Regions from separate parts of the Homo sapiens genome. Here region 1 is linked to region 2. A link is a contact called in ENCODE Hi-C or POLR2A ChIA-PET data. All regions are on one chromosome and are shown on one strand. Each heading gives the region's core, a stretch centred on a gene start or an enhancer-like site at or near the end of the contact. The rest is flanking DNA. Distances are from core to core; before and after follow the strand shown. Region 1 has its middle 8.8 kb from the start of DNAJC25. Region 2 has its middle 28 kb from the start of MIR7702.

The links. A loop is a pair of places that touch in the nucleus more often than their neighbours do. ChIA-PET counts read pairs that join two places held with the same protein, here RNA polymerase II (POLR2A). Pooled maps may share reads with other maps.
Region 1: a loop to region 2 is called in a pooled map, with 4 times the contacts of the local background. The contact joins two enhancer-like sites. A Hi-C loop is called at or near these places in 4 of 50 pooled maps. POLR2A ChIA-PET finds 5 or more read pairs at or near these places in 2 of 52 experiments (activated CD4-positive, alpha-beta T cell and naive thymus-derived CD4-positive, alpha-beta T cell).

What each region holds. Positions count from the first base shown.
Region 1 is chr9:111,620,927-111,624,065 of GRCh38, forward strand. No RefSeq gene overlaps it. Among named protein-coding and RNA genes, the nearest start is that of DNAJC25, 8.8 kb to the right of the region's middle. Within about 2 kb of position 1,890, at least 4 of the 41 ENCODE cell types and tissues checked have a DNase peak (open chromatin) inside an H3K27ac peak, as active enhancers do.
Region 2 is chr9:111,297,622-111,300,515 of GRCh38, forward strand. No RefSeq gene overlaps it. Among named protein-coding and RNA genes, the nearest start is that of MIR7702, 28 kb to the left of the region's middle. Within about 2 kb of position 1,355, at least 12 of the 41 ENCODE cell types and tissues checked have a DNase peak (open chromatin) inside an H3K27ac peak, as active enhancers do.

The sequences.
Region 1 (3,139 bases), core at 640-3,139, 320 kb after region 2:
TTTTATTTTTTTTGAGACGGAGTCTTGCTCTGTTGCCCAGGCTGGAGTGCAGTGGCGCGATCTTGGCTCACTGCAAGCTCCACCTCCCAGGTTCAAGTGATTCTCCTGCCTCAGCCTCCCGAGTAGCTGGGACTACAGGCGCTCACCACCACACCTGGCTAATTTTTTGTATTTTTGGCAAAGACAGGGTTTCGCTGTATTGCCCAGGATGGTGTCAAATTCCTGAGCTCAGGCAATCTGCCTGCCTCAGCCTTCCAAAGTGCTGGGATTACAGGTGTGAGCCACCACGCCCAGCTCATTTCTTAATTTAAAAAGCCTTCTCTGCATCAACAATTTTGTTGAGTATTCACATCTCACATCTTTATTCTTCTAGTTTGTGCTTCATTTTGTTTCAGTGGGACACAGTGGTGCGAAGCTGGAACTCTGAGCCAGGCAGACCTGCCTGGGGATTATGCTAATTAGCAGATGGATATCTCCTTGAGCTTCCTATATAAAACTTTATCATAGAGAATATTTCTGAAATGCCTGTTTACCCAACTTCACAGATTATTTAGACAAAAAGTGAATAGGTGTACACTGGAGATCTTCATCTGCAAATGTTTTTCCTCCCTGACAGAACCAACTGCCAGGTTTTAAAAAGTAGGTTTAGCTTGCTCAAAAGTCCCCTTTGAGGATCACGTGAGCCCAGGGGTTTGAGACCAGCCTGGGCAAGATAATGAGACCCTAGTTCTACAAAAAACATACAAAAATTAGCCAGAGATGATGACATGAGCCCGTAGTTCCAGCTACTCAGGAGGCTGAAGTGGGAGAGTTGCTTGAGCCTGGGAGGTTGAGGCTGCAGTAAGCCATGATCCTGCCTCTGCACTTCAGCCTGGACAATAAAGGGAGATCCTGTCTCAAAAAAAAAAAAAAATCCCTTTCACATCCATCCTTATAGGAAGTATGCCAGAGGAACAGGTATTGGAGCTTTTTTTAGTTTTCCCCATTTGTCTATGCAACCAATCATACAGATTTATTTTCCTTTCTTGGGTTCTTGGTTTTAAAAAGGTGCTTCATTCATGAATTCTGAGGATAGCTAGGGAAAATTTAAACCATTATAAACTGGGGAATTTAGCTTTTAGACATCTCCAACAGGCTGTGCAGAAGTGGGTAGCATCCTCTGGTGGACAGTTTTGGAACCGGTATGGTCTCTGATGGGTGCACTGGAACCAGTTGGGGAGATACAGATCCAGGGTGAATCCTCTCCAAAATCTCTCCTCAGCATTTTTCTGTGGCTCTCTGATGGTCAGCAAGTAAACGGCTGCTTTGTATCCCTGATGACCTAGCAGGTCCAGTATTAAACCCACTATGAGTGGTTTGTGTGAGCCATGTGAGTTTTCTGCTTGCCCCAAATAAGAATGCCAGAGGAATGGGAGAATTGTAAAATGAGTTTCTCCACAAAAGTGACTGAGTGGGCTGAACAGTAAAGGGCAGTGGATGTGGAAAACAAAAAAAGGGAGTGAATACAGGCAGAATCCACCCATCCTCTGACTCCCTGCCATTCTTCAAGTGGACAGATTTTAGGAGAGGTAAGGAAGAAACAGATATTAATTGCCTTAAGTAATTAATTAATTTTATTTTTAAATTTTTTGTAGAGGCAGGGTTTTGCCATGTTGCCCAGGCTGGTCTCGAACTCCCGGACAGGCTCAAGCCATCCACCCGCCTTGGCCCTCCCAAAGTGCTGGGATTACAAGCATGTGCCACCACACCTGGCTCAGATATTAACTCTCAACAACAACAAAAATATAGACATACACCAAGAAGGCAGAAGAGAAACTATAGTCATACAAGCCTGACAAAATTAGAGATGGAGTTGGCAATGAAATTGGTGGCATTCCAATGCCATGAACCGTGACTCACACTAGTGGGTTGCGACACTGGTAGTCCACTTGCAGTGAGAAGGACAGATTTGTAAATGTCATCAAAGGAAGTTCAAAGGCAATGCTGGTTTTGAATTAGCTTTTTAAACTGTAATATTATTTTTTAAATGTATATGCATTAAGTACATATGCATTGAAGCATTTCTTTCTCCACTTTGAAAGGAAGGTGTATTCATCTGTTCTCATGCTGCTATAAGGACATACCCGAGACTGGGTAATTTATAAAGGAAAGAGGTTTAATTGACTCACAGTTCCACATGGCTGGGGAGGCCACAGGAAACTTACAATCATGGCTGAAGGGGAAGGGAACACATCCCTCTTCACATGGCGACAGGAGAAAGAAGTGCCGAACAAAGGGGAAAAAGCCCATTGTAAAACCATCAGATCTTGTGAGAACTCACTCACTATCATTAGAACAGCATGGGGCTAACAGCCCCCATGATTCAATTACCTCCCACCAGGTCCCTCCCACTGGGTCTCTCCCATGACACGTGGGGATTATGGGAACTACAATTCAAGATGAGATTTGGCTGGGGACACAGCCAAACCGTATCAGAAGGATTTTAATTTTGAGACTTCCTGTGATGTGCGTGAATTCCCTACAATTTGCAAATGTGCCTATTCATCAAGACTTCTATTTTGGAATAAGTATGGGTACTCTGTCTTTGACAAGTTATCATCAAAGGAAACAATGAAAATTAAGTTTATGGAAGTCACAAGTCCATGTTGATACAAGAAAATGTTAATTGTCTTCCATATAAATTTCCAAAGCTGTTTATCAAAACTTAGAATGCTGTACAGACCAATCCCAATTACAAGAATCTTAAATATAGTTGTGATCAAGTTGCTAATCATAACCTGTTGCAAACCCACAAGTCCACTGATTCACTGAAGTAATTTAGCTAAAAGTTATCTGTGAAGACACTACTGTTTGCTGTGCTTCTTAGTTCTCCTTTTACATACCTTATATGAAGAAATTCAATGGCTGGGTGTAGTGGCTCACACCTGTAATCCCAGCACTTTGGGATGCTGGGGTGGGAGGATTGCTTGAGGCCAGGAGTTTGAGACCAGCTGGGGCAACATAGCAAGATCCTGTCTCCACAAAAATAATTTTTTTTTTTTTTTGAGACAGGGTCTCACTCTGTTACCCAGGCTGGAGTGCAGTGGTGCAATCACGGCTCACTGAAGCCTCAACCTCCCGGGCTCAAGCGATCCTCCCA
Region 2 (2,894 bases), core at 105-2,604:
TTCCATTGTATACATATACCACAGTTTTTTAATCCATTCATCCATTAGTGGGCACTTTGGTTGTTTCCATACCTTGGCTATTGTGAATGATGCTGCAATGAACACGGGAATGTAGCTATGTCTACAACATGCTGATTTCATTTCCTTTGGATATATACTCAGAAGTGGAATTGCTGGATCACATGGCAATTCTATTTTTAGTTTTTTGAGGAACCTCCACGCTGTTTTCCAAAATGGCTGTACTTCATGTAAGTATGAAGTACTCAAATGTTCTAAATATGAATTTGAAGCATTAAAAAAATGCAGACTGTATTTCTGTTGATTATTTGATTCATTTCTTTGATCTAAAGTTATTCACAAAACTGATTAAAATATTCAGGAGTATAAATAGCTCAAATTTATTCTATAAATAGTTCAAATTTATTCTAGGTTTTAAACAGCATATATGTTTTTTTCTTTGACATCATAATGTAAGAAATAAGCATTCCCCCTTTCTAATTTTTTTTTTTGCCTTTGTGATACTTTTCTAGGATCATATGGGAACACACAACAATGCAGCAGATTGGACCCATTGTTTCTGTATATTACATCATTGCCGTTCTTAAGTGAATACAAAAAGGAGCACACTAGATCCCATTGAATACTTTGCCAACTTGGCTACTCTACATTAATGCGTCATTTAATTCGTACAAAGCCACTATGATGAAGGTATTATTATCCTCATTAATGTGAGACTCAGAGAATCAAATACACCCGCTGGGCTGGGATGCAAACCTGGGTATATTTGGTGCCTAGTGGAGAGTGGACATGGGGTCAACAAGAATCACAAAAAACGGGTTGTGCATAGCGACTACATAAACAAATGTGTGTTTTTAATAAATGGTTTTTAATGGAAGTTAATGAGGGCATATCATTTCTAAAATATTTGTAAAATGATAATAATTATATTAAGTATAGATAATAAAACAGACTTAGATCTGACTCTTAATACAAAAGGTCAAAAATTAATGTAAGAATCTTTTGAAGTTCAGCTTAAATAATATTGCAAACAGTTTAGATGCTACGTTAGCTTTACTACTGAGAAAACTCAATCATCCTGGCCAATTTTTGTAAATTTTTGCACTGGTATATCATGATAGTGGTCAAATATTTGTGGCTTATTTTATCCCAAATCTGCACATTTAATTCTCTGTTGAATGGATTTGGGTTTTTAGGTTTACTTTTCAGTATCTGGTTTAAAGGAAAAAGAACTCTCCATCACAGCAGGCACCAAACTTGGAAATAGCAGGAAGAACTTAGAACGTAAATTCTTTCTCAGTCCCAAAAGAGATGCTGTTCCAGCAAGACTCGGGTCAGAGGGCTGGGCACTGCTGGGGCAAGTCATGTGGCTGATCTGAGATGAACTTGTTTTGTAAAGAAACAGATGATTTCTAGCTATGAGGCTGTTGTTCCTGTAACTTTTTAGCAACAGTTAAATCCATTCCAAAATGACAAGCAACAGAAAAGAACATTCTGAATAAACTACAGATGAATGGAGTTTTCTCCTGCCTCCTTGGGAATATTATGAGCATCTTACAAAAGGGGTCATATCCTGTTTCTTTCTCTGGTTGCTACAACTGTGGTTTGTATATTGGCTGTATCACTAATGTGAATTTATAATCCAAAAATGCCAAAAGAAAAAAAAATTAGCACTCCTTCACAAATATGCATTTTTTTTTCTTTCCCCACCTTCCAACAAGCACTGTTCTAAGTCATCATTATTTTTTTCTGTGCTGGAAGCAAATCCACACGTCTTTTTCATATCCTACTGTTAGTACGGAAGGTGAAATACTGACATAAATGAAAGGAGTTGCAAGTTCAGCATTAATATAAAACAGGCAAACAGTGTTGAGAGCGTTTATAACTCAACAGTGCCCCCTAGTGTAAGTTCAAAAGATAACAGGCTGGAGAAAAGTACATTAGAAGACATTGACGAATTTATATCCTTTTAAACTATCAAGGAATTTGTCTTTTGGGGTAAACCTATTTACTTTATCAAGATACATATATTATTTTCAACTAATAATAGGGCATTAAAAAGATCACATTCTGCAGCCATAAAAAAGAAAGTTCATGTCCTTTGCAGTGACACGGATAAAGCTGGAAGCCATCATTCTCAGCAAACTAACACAGGAGCAGACAACCAAACACCGCATGTTCTCACTCATAAGTGGGAGTTGAACAATGAGAACACATGGACACAGGGAGGGGAACACCACACACCGGGGCCTCTCAGTGGGTGGAGGGCAAGGGAAGGGAGAGCATTAGGACAAATACCTAATGCATGCGGGGCTTAAAACCTAGATGACGGGTTGATAGGCACAGCAAACCACCACGGCACATGTATATCTATGTAACAAACCTGCACGTTCTGCACATGTATCCCAGAACGTAAAGTAAAATTTTTAAAAAATAAAAATAAACAAAAAGATCACATTCAAGTGGGAGGCAATGGCATCAAGGTGTATGGAGACAGTGAAAAGTACCAATGCACATTTTGAAAGAAAGAGAGAGAGAAGGAGGAAGAGAATGGATTGCCACCAAAGCATACCAGCTAGAAGGAATAGCAAGAACTTGGGTGATAGTAATACGGTATTATTCTCTGAGCCAATACCCAGGGCTGTTGTTTCCTTGTAAAGTTCTTCTTGACCACCCGCTAGCACTGATGACCTCTGGCCACCAGGGCTCCTCAGTTTTCTATGGAATAATTTGTGCTTTTGTTCCGCCAAAGCTTGGGAAGCTGGAAATTAATCTTCTTTGCTTAAATAACCATGGCTCTTTCCAGAAGTTTCTGATCCCTGAGAATTACAATACTTTGGAATCATAAAAAGGAATGCTATGAAGCCAGACAAGAA